3 separate regions of the Homo sapiens genome follow, and regions 2 and 3 are each linked to region 1. The links are chromatin contacts, found by Hi-C or POLR2A ChIA-PET in ENCODE. All regions are on one chromosome and are shown on one strand. Each heading gives the region's core, a stretch centred on a gene start or an enhancer-like site at or near the end of the contact. The rest is flanking DNA. Distances are from core to core; before and after follow the strand shown. Region 1 holds the start of MRE11 (MRE11 double strand break repair nuclease). Region 2 overlaps SMCO4 (single-pass membrane protein with coiled-coil domains 4). Region 3 holds the start of SESN3 (sestrin 3).

Region 1 (3,235 bases), core at 1-2,500:
TTAGCTTCCAGTTAACAAACAGATAAATATTTAAAACATTCCAAATACCCTTTTTGATGACTAATATTTCTGTTCATAAACAGGTTCCTTATTTACTGCTTATTAAATAAGTTTTCTTTTACTGTGATCACAGTTGACGAGCTTTAGAAACCCCAAATAACAAGGGATTCCAGAAGTCAGGTGCTTACAGTGCATCTGCAGTACTCATTTTTATGGTCAGTCAAGCTCCTCTGGGACCAGGTTCTTCTCCAAGAACCCCTGGGTACTGTACTCAAATGTCAGAAAATGCACTCGATTCCAAATTCTAGAAATTCTAAAAACAAAATTACATCATAAAACACATTTTTTAAAAGCCTGCACGTATTTAACCAACATGATTTACGCTGCACAAGGTACAGACGTCTTAATTAGACTGGCAAATTTAGAAGTCTCATTTTCATCTAAGCACCCACTATACTTTTTTTTAATGAACTGAGCATAGAAAATAATATATCTCCAGTGTACATCCTGTTTCCTAGTTTCACCAAGATGATTAAACTCCTATTTTCCTTTCCCGTGCTCTTATGGGAAATTAATGTATGCTAAATAAATGGGCAGAAAGGGTCACATACGGTTCTGGTTCAACACACAAACAACTCTAGATGTGCAGATATTTTTAAGTTGCACGCATAGGTTACTCTGGAGAACAGAGGCAATCCTGTATTTCCTATTCAAACCCCACGATTTTTTTTAAAGGACCTGGCTAGTTTGGAAAAGGGAACGGGCCCGCGTTTAAAGCGAGTGTAAATAAACAAACACGTGGTCTGCGGAGGAACACCTTTAAGCACCAGCAGGATGACTGAAAATAGCCAGGTTTGGGGAAGAGTGGCTGCCACCGCGAGACAACCCCCACCACATCTGGAGCTCCAGATTCCGTCGGGATTCCAAGCCTCAACACGCCCTCACCGCAGGGAACCTCGGAATCAGAACGCTGAGCCCGCCAGGACCCCTCCCCTGCCCACTCGGCCCGCTCTTCCCGAGGTTCCAGTTAACTCTGGGCTTCCGCCTGGGAACCTGCAGAAACAGGAGACGAATGCGATTCCTAAATTACCCCACTGCTGGACTCTTCGAAGCCCCACAATCGCGACCCAAGGCTGTCTTCTTTTCGGGAAGAAAGGGCAGGATCCGTGAAAAGAAAACAACACGGTCTGAACTTGCCTCTGAGAACCCGCAGGGCCGTAAACCTGAATTCCGCGGGAGAGAACGGCGTCCGTTTCTCTCGCGACACTTCATGGATAACGTAGATGCTTCAAGTCCAGTTCGGCTCTCATTGGCTACCGCACGCAGTGAGGGGGCGGGGAAAGTAGCGGCGAGGCCCCGCCCTCACGCAGGAGCCAATCCTGAGCAGGCTAGGAGACGAACCCGGAAGTGAGATGCAAGGCGGCGATTTTCCCTTCTGTCAGGTGGGTTGTTATTCCCTGTCCCGGACCTCGCTTTTTGATGGACCGGCGCCATCTAAGAACTCCTGAGCCCGTGGGGGTGGGTAGCCTGTGGACACAGGCCGAGCCCTGCAGGTCAGGCCGCTTCGTGGTCCCCAGGTAGGACCGAAGCCGCTTCTCCGCTCTTGGCTGTTTGGAAGGCCGCAGGCGGAGCTCACGGGCCTGTGAGCTCCCGGCTGGTGGCAGAGTGCCGGAGCTGGATCCCCTCTCCCTCCCTCCCAGTCGCCAGACCCTCTACAGGTGTCGCCCCTAGGTCCTTGAGTTCAGCACATCTGCACTGCTTTGTGCTGAGAGCAGTAAGATGTATAGTGCAGCGAAAAATAATGTAGAACTTTTGAATTAGAACGTCTGCCCTTTCAGTTCCATTGAAGGGTCCTTGATCTAGGGCAAGTTGTTTTAATCTATCTGAACCTCCTTCACCAGTAAGGTTTATAGCCCCGCCTATCACTGAGTTGTTTGTAAGGAGTTGACATAGTTCGGATCTCTCTCAAAATAGGATATGCCCTTTAAGTTAGGAAACATACCCTGACATTCCTGATGGAATATCAGGAATATCATCATCAAGTCATCAGTTTTGTTTCTTAACTGTAAGTCGGGTAGATGCGCCTAGGCTTGGCTTTTTAAACTAAATATACCAGTAAAATTTTGTACATAATTTTTTGTATCTGGATCTGTAAACTCAAAATTTATATAAAGGGAGTTTTTATTGAAAGGAAAAGCATGTTGGGGGAGAGGGTAAGATCTGTGGTATAAGGTTACTATATTTGATATAATTACAAGTGAACTTTTATTTATTAGCATCTGTTAAGTGTTTAATGAATTGATGTATGGTCATTTTTGTGTTGCAAGGTTCAGGAATTAGTTTGAGAATCAAAGAAAAAGTGGAAGCTCCAGGAGAATTAATAAAACACAGAGCAATTCTGATTGGATATCTCTGATTCCAAGGGTGTCTCTGATTGGGTGACTGAAAAGCCGGATTGGCCTTAGGAATACTTTAGTAAAATTCTTACATTTTACAATAAAGTAACAGGACCAGAAAAGTTACTGGACATGAGTAATACATTTAAACTTGAGTTTAGTGCTATTGCCACTAGTAATAAAGTTTAATACCACATTAAGATTGTATACTGTTAAACTTGTGAGATTAGGTATCAAGAAATCAGTATCTTGGGGTTATGCCTAACTCTGGAACTTCTCAGAATCCATTCCAGGCAAAATCAAGTGACAAGACTTTAATTAAATGTAATGCTACACATACTTCTTAATGCCTTCTATAGACAAGTAGGAGATAAATATAAGTTAAATGTGGTCCTTATCTTTCAGCTTATAATCTTTTAAGGGGCTAAAACAAGAACAAAGTTAGAGGTGAAATGTAGCACCAAAAAAAGTAGAAAGCAGAAAGCGATCTAAATGAGAGGATCAAGAAAGAATGAAAGAGATAACATCAGAGAAGAGCCTTGAAAGACTGATTATATTTCAACAAATAGAGTTGAGAGGCTGGGAATTCGTATTTGTAAATTATCTATTGGTTATTCTCCTTTTCTTTAATTGATTAAGGTTTATATGTTGTGTAACCCTTTAAGCTGATATTGGTTTAAAAATTAATATGGCAGCTTAGCAGAATAAACATCAGTTCCTTCAGGAAGCCTTCTTTAATCCCTTAGGACTAGGGGAATTATGAACCTCCTGTATACTCATGGTTTCTAGACAAGGTCTTGTAGTAGTACTTATCATGTTGTCTTTGCCAGACACATGAT
Region 2 (3,235 bases), core at 736-3,235, 970 kb before region 1:
TGGTTTCCAGTAAATGAAGCATATATCAGCACCCCATTCCAAAACCAAAAGAATGAGAAAACCTTGGAAAGATTCTAGCTGAAACAGGGTTTTTAAGCTTCATCCTCTCCTTCTTGTTTTGGGGGAGGAAGTGTGCAGGGAAGATCAGTTACTAATGCCCTTCAGGGGAGGGGAGTTTCTCAGGCCTCAACCTCTGTAGCTGAGATCTGTATTTTCTTCAAGCCATCCTGGTTGAAAAATAAAAACAAGCGATTACAACACATTGAGCCTGGGTGATCTCACATACACTATCTCATATATATCTTACCACAGCCTCTTTTAGATTGTACTATCATCACCAATTTATAGGACACAGACTCAGAAAGGTTCAGTAACCAGCTCAGGCTCACAAAGCCAGGAAACGGCCGGGAGGGAACCTAGGATGGGACCACACATTCCTGAGGGAGAAGAGAACCCTACTGTGTACACGATCCCCAGGGCATTTGAAGAGGGCATTCTTTCACTTTCGGAATACAAGCTGATTTTAAACAGGCATCTTCTCGGTTGTGTTTTATGAAACTTACAGGGGAAGCTATGGTATAGAAGTATGCTACCTAAGAGTGACTTCCCTTAAGAATCCCCATCTGTAAAATGGAGATGATGACGACCACTCCCTGGGAGCACTGGACAAGACTTTCTGGGCAAAGTCCTGAAAACTCTGACACTCCACAAACACAAATGACCTGGAGCAGCAGCATTACTGCCAGGCCCCTGGAAGTAGCTTATGGGGACAAACTGAAGAGAAAGGCAAAACACACACTCCCCGCTACAAAAGTGCTTAGTCCTCCAAAATGCAGGGAAGGCACGGAGTACTGATGATGAGGAATGGTGGGTCAACAGCCAGTGCACACAGAGGAGGTGGTGCATCCAATGCGTTCCCCACCTATGTTAACTCACAGATCTCGCCTGCTCACTGCACTCATCCAAGGTCTTGGGCAAGGACCCACAGAAAAATAGTGAAACAGGAAAAAAATCCAACAAAGGGTATAAACTCAGAATTCTGTGATCCAGTCACACCAGAGTGACATCATAAAACATAACTCCAGTTCCACAAAGACAGATGCTTCCCTGGGCTGGGCGGCCCACATCCCCAACACCCACAGCTGGCCTCTACTCAGAGGAAGGTTGCACTCAACCCACAATGGGCCAAGGAGCCACTACTGTACTGCCACTCCCAGCTGTGGTCAGAATACCCTCTCCCAGGGCTCCTGCTGCCACTTCCAGCTGTGGCCAGAACACCTCCCAGGGCTCCTGAGACCACTGTGCTATGCAGCAAAAGGCCACACTCTGATCAGAAGATCTTACGTTTGAATCTCAAGCACTGCTACTTACACACTGGGTCTGTCAGCAAATTACTGCCCCACTGATTCTCAGGTCTTTTCCTCTGTAAAATGGAGAAAATAATAACCACTTTCTGAGCTTGTTGTGAGGATTAAATGAGATAATCTGCATAAAAGGCAAGGCACACAGCAACTGAAGCTATTATCCAACTTGAAGCAGAGGCCAGCTAATATTGGGTAAAAATTAAATTTGATTCCTTGAAAGAAAAAAGTTCCATAGAGTTAGTGAGGATCAGCAATTTTCAGAAAATTTAAGGAAGTGAGGTGGAAAAATTCCACTCCCCCCATTCCTAAAGGGTTTTGAAGCCCACCCACTCCTGGCTCTCCTGCAGGAATAGAGAACTGCAGTGTCTCCAGACTCTTCCCACTTTATAAATACACCCTACGACCAACCAGAGAGTGCTTGCTGCCAAACTCCTGGGCAAACGCGACCAACAGGATTGGATCCGGAAATTAGATGTCCAAGCAGCCCAGTCATACTCAATTCAAAATAGATATCTGTGACCTACTTAGTCTTCGAGTACCATTCTCAAAGCCAAAAAACAAGACAGGGCCACTGACTTCAGCAGAGCCCTGCATGGGCCCCTGCTTTCCTGTCAGATGAAACGTGCACTGCAACAGTGATGACTCAAGAAATTATCTCAGGATAGCTGGACAGAAACCCCAGCTTGGAAAGAGCTGATTCAAACAGTTGTGAAAAAGCAAAAAGTCACAGAAGTCCTGCCAACAGTTTATCCTCTCTGACTATCCCCAATAATCCATCTTCATCCACTTGGACTGAGGGTTACACCTCTCATGACAGGGACTTCTCAAGCTGTCTATCCCTAACACTCATATTGGTTTGAGTATACATATCTTCCCATAAAACAAGGGATTCTGCCTACTGTACCTTGATGTTCTACAAAGCATCAAGCACAGAAAGGGTCCAATGAAGAGCAAGCACCACCCAAGGGGGACCCCCTCCCCTCCCCAGGGGCAGACCACCAGGTTCCAGCCCACTCACACGCTTGGCTGCTCAAGATTAGAGAACAGAAACAGACAAATATTTGCTAAAAAAAAAAAAAAATTAGGAAGACAAACAAGACCAGGGAAAGTTGCTATGTACTTTCAACCACCGCAGTTACAGAATGATCTCCTAAATTACAACTCATTTCACCAAAGAGATGAGAGTTTTGGGGAGAGTGAATCCAAGGAATTTGGCAGGGACAAATTCCAGTGAAATCCTAGAGCATTCAGCACTAGGCAGTACAACACCAGGTAGACAGTGGAACATTATACTTCACCAGTGAAGCGATGGTAGAGGAAACAAGCTGCTGCCAAAAACAAAAATGAAATAAAGCAAACCTGCTGCTCTTCACATCCGCATCCATCCTCCTCACATCTCCAAGGTCAGCCCCACTGTTCTCACGCACCATTGTACACTCAAAATTCTCATCAGAGAAACTTCCTTGAGAGCCCTGTGGTTTCCTCAGCACTTTTTCCCTACATCATGACATTTAATCATCACCACCATCCTGGGAGGCAGGTGGAACAGGCATTTTTATCACTCACTGAGAAATGAGGAAATGGAAGCCTAAGTATGTCTACCACACGGCACAATCAGGACTAAAGTACAGACTAATTCCCAAGTTCAATGTGTGTTCTCCAAAATAACCCAGACCTGACAAGGCCACATATCTGAGCTCTAGGCCATTGCCCTTTCCACTGCACTGCTGAGGACCTTCTAGAGACAGAATTCCGACACACAACCCTCTCAGTACAGCAGCCCACTCTTCAACCTTCTCAAGACACAACAGAGCTCACAAACCAACCTTGGCAACCGCTGACAGGCAGCACCTGCGTCAGCCACACACCCT
Region 3 (3,235 bases), core at 736-3,235, 740 kb after region 1:
AGCTAAGTTCAGATGACATCTGGCCCTGCAGTGAAAGAGTTAACATCCAACTAAGCTGATCTGCACTTCTGATCCATTACATTTCTCACAAGCTACCCTACAATGAGCTGAGCAAGTATCAACTGTAATTTGATCCTAGAGTTTATGGAAAAAAATAACTGCACATACTCAACATGCACATTTAATAAAAATCTGTTTCAAGAGAAACATATCCAATAAACACAATTTAAGGCATATTTAACTGTTCAATTAACCTCAAATCTGCAATCCCTTTGCTCTCACGCTCTCAAATAAAATAGGAAGAAAAAAAAAAGCAGCAGCCCTACTGCAGGGAAAAGAGGCTTGAAAAACAACTTTGATTGGCACTTGGCCTGACCCACAGAGGAAGAAAAACAGTTTTTGGACAAAGAGCGCAAATATTTGAGCTTGCTTACTTATGTGCTTTTTTCTTTCTTCCTTTTTTAAAAAAAAATGTAGAAAGAACAATCCCAAAGTGAACCGTATTTAGAGATGTTGACTAAAAACGGTACCATATTCATCTCCGCTTTCAGTCCCGATGCATTTGCACAGCTCAGCAATTTTAATTCATTTGTAGTGAACAAACAGAAGCATCTCACCTAACGTTTCCACTTAATAAAATGTAAAAATAGAGTTTGAATACGAATAAACTGATTATAATATTACTTTGGGGCAGCTGTTAAAATCTGATCAAAAAGTCTAGAGACCTTTTTTTCATTCCCTTCCCCATCCCTCTCGCCCTTCCCCGCGGGGCGATTAAGCCAAGTAAGCTAAACAATACTGGAGTAAACTTTCTATCAGTCACTCTAGGAAGCAGCAATAAACTGATGGTGCGCCTCATTTTTCTGGATCAACACGGGGGCAGGGGGGTGCTAAGGAGGAATAACCCACATCCACCTCAGTCTTCTCCTCCCCCAACCCCAGCCTCAGGAACTGGCCAGGTCGAATTGCATTTCCCATGGGCATAAAGTTCAAGATGCTTTACTGGTTCCTTTCGAGACTGAACTACAGACACAGGACTACCATCCAAACAATTTGAAAACGGGGGTTGTTGAGCAAGGCGCGCAAGGCAGAAGCAACCGAATAAACAAAAACAACACTCGCAAGAGTTAGCCACAGCAAAGAGGGGCCAGGTTCCTCGGGATCCGACCCAGCTGCTCTGATTTCACACCGACCTCCATCAACAGCTAAACTGCACAGGGAGGAGGATCGAACGGATCCCTCCCGCCCTCCGCCCAAGGAGCCGACCCGGGGTAGCAAGGTAGGGAAATGAGCCGTAAAGGAGAGCAAAGGCACCAAATAAAAGGAACAAGGGAAGAAAAAATATCCCAACCCCTCCAGACTTGGGTCTGTCCCGGCGGAAATAAAAAGCCGCAGTAGTCCAAACCCTCCTGCCCTCAACCCACGCCCCCTTTCTCAGTCCCTGCGGAGGGACGGTGCCCGGGGATCCCTCTCAGCCTCCCCCAGTGCGCGCCCGGGGACGAGCCGCCCGAGCCCCGGCCGGCAGGAAGCGACCCTCGCCGGCAGGACCCCGGGCCGAACCCGTACCTTCCGCAGCACTTTCCGGCAGTTGGTACAGAGCAGGTAGTTGGCGGCGGCCGACGGGCTGCCGCCGCCCCGGTTCATCGTGGCTGCGGGCGCCGAGGCGAGAGCGGGCGGAGGGCCGGGTCCGGGCTGTCACTGCGGCCACTGCAGGGCCGGTCCGTCCCCCCGCCGCCAGCCGCGATTCCGCCTCAGCCTCCTCAAGGCGGGATGTCGGGAGGAGAGGCGACTGCCTGAAAGCTAGCGGCACTGCCAGAGGCGACCACCGCGGCAGCTGCCCCAGCGACGGCGGAGACGGCGGCGGCTGCTCCTCACCGGCCCGTTGTTCCACCCGCCCCCATCTTCCAGACCCCCGCCCCCGCCAGGCTAGGACGAGCAGCCGCCACCGCTGCCACCGCCACCACCGCCGCCGCAGCGCCTCAGTGCGGCCCCGCCTCCGCCGCCCCACCACCTTCACCACCTCCACGCTCCGGTACCGCCCCTCCCGCCAATCGGACAGCTCCGGCTACGCCCCCAGGGCGCTAGCCCGCAGCCAATGAGCAACGAGAGCCCGACTGGGAGTCGCGCCGGCCAATCGCAGGGGCCGAGGAAGCCTTGAATCTCCGGGCAAGTTAAGTTTATCTCCGAGGCTCGGAACTGAAGGGAGGTGGCGGTTAGCTAAGTAGTAGGGTAGCAGGGAACAGTTTGCTCTCCTCTGCCAATAAGAGGACGAGGGTGTGTCATATGCAAATATACTGCCCTCCAAGCCCCACCCCCAAGATAAGCTACGCCCCCTTCTCTAGGTCCCTGCAGAAGTGGTGAGGAGAATGAGATAAATAGTTGGGAGCTAGAGCTCGCTAGAGAGTCTAAGATTGAGCTAAATATTTCCTGATCTCTCGAGAAAGGGGGAGGGGAGTGGGAGGATTAAATGTTCCTTCCTTCAGGGCAGTGGTTAGGCTTTCTCTCCACCAAAATCTAACTTTAGCTGTAAAGAAGACTGCAGTTATGTAGTACTTTGTATCCAGGGATCTCAAAGAACTTTACGCATCATTTATTGTGAACCTTGTTTTGCAAAGATTTCAGTTACTTGAGGCTTGGGAGGCGGATAGGGGATAAATGTCTGAGTTATATATATATTTACGCAAGTAATCGAGTTTGAGGGGAGAGACACAAAACCTCTGGTTTAGCGGTTTCCTCTTGTTTGTGAAGCACCTTCTAGCAGTTATCTTAGAGATGTAAGTTCATTTACTTGTCCAGCACTAAAAGGCCAAAGGGGCTTGTTTTCTCACCCAAAAGACCTTCCTGAGGCAGCTGTTCGGATACATGCAGAGCACAGCGCCCTGCTCAGAAAGGAAGGTTCAGAGAACAAATTGTCGTTTAAAACTATTGGGACAAACCTACCTCTTCTAAAGCTTAAAATGGTAAGTCAGGGTTTTAGCGTCCACGTTCTGCGGAGAGAAGGCAGACTTGACTGGGGAAAGCGCAGGCTGACCGAGTGTGGCGGGACAGACGGGTAGGGGAGCCAGGTCTCCCGAAGGGGCTAGCAATGCGCGTCCGAGTCGAATGCGGGTTCCCGATGCTAGACGCCCGCAACCTGCTCCCGAGTGAGAACAAAGGCCGGCGCAGAGCGAGAACCTGATTGGTGCCCGGTCCTCACTCGTGTCCTCCGGGCCCCAGAGATAACTTGCATCGCCTA

The links. A loop is a pair of places that touch in the nucleus more often than their neighbours do. ChIA-PET counts read pairs that join two places held with the same protein, here RNA polymerase II (POLR2A). Pooled maps may share reads with other maps.
Region 2: a loop to region 1 is called in a pooled map, with 4 times the contacts of the local background. The contact joins the enhancer-like site here to the promoter of MRE11 in region 1. A Hi-C loop is called at or near these places in 1 of 168 maps with a recorded cell type or tissue (ascending aorta), 1 of 37 single-sample maps with no recorded cell type and 5 of 50 pooled maps.
Region 3: a loop to region 1 is called in a map of natural killer cell, with 11 times the contacts of the local background. The contact joins the promoter of SESN3 here to the promoter of MRE11 in region 1. A Hi-C loop is called at or near these places in 4 of 168 maps with a recorded cell type or tissue (CD8-positive, alpha-beta T cell, naive thymus-derived CD4-positive, alpha-beta T cell and natural killer cell) and 10 of 50 pooled maps. POLR2A ChIA-PET finds 5 or more read pairs at or near these places in 1 of 52 experiments (activated T-cell).

The regions. Positions count from the first base shown.
Region 1 is chr11:94,492,594-94,495,828 of GRCh38, forward strand. MRE11 (MRE11 double strand break repair nuclease) reads right to left here and starts at 1,251. Exons shown (of 20, transcript NM_005591.4): 1 at 1,198-1,251; 2 at 189-313. The coding sequence starts at 208. It overlaps ANKRD49 (ankyrin repeat domain 49), which reads left to right and starts at 1,391. Exons shown (of 3, transcript NM_017704.3): 1 at 1,391-1,442. RefSeq lists an enhancer at 1,601-1,690.
Region 2 is chr11:93,523,871-93,527,105 of GRCh38, forward strand. The region is part of intron 1 of SMCO4 (single-pass membrane protein with coiled-coil domains 4); the gene reads right to left. Among named protein-coding and RNA genes, the nearest start is that of SMCO4, 18 kb to the right of the region's middle. RefSeq lists enhancers at 230-329, 2,778-2,877, 2,908-3,077. Within about 2 kb of position 1,986, at least 10 of the 41 ENCODE cell types and tissues checked have a DNase peak (open chromatin) inside an H3K27ac peak, as active enhancers do.
Region 3 is chr11:95,229,217-95,232,451 of GRCh38, forward strand. SESN3 (sestrin 3) reads right to left here and starts at 1,986. Exons shown (of 10, transcript NM_144665.4): 1 at 1,567-1,986. The coding sequence starts at 1,644. LOC100129203 (a long non-coding RNA gene) reads left to right here and starts at 970. Exons shown (of 6, transcript NR_110295.2): 1 at 970-1,279; 2 at 1,909-2,357; 3 at 2,836-2,960. RefSeq lists silencers at 1,540-1,849, 1,860-2,009 and enhancers at 2,365-3,004, 3,005-3,235.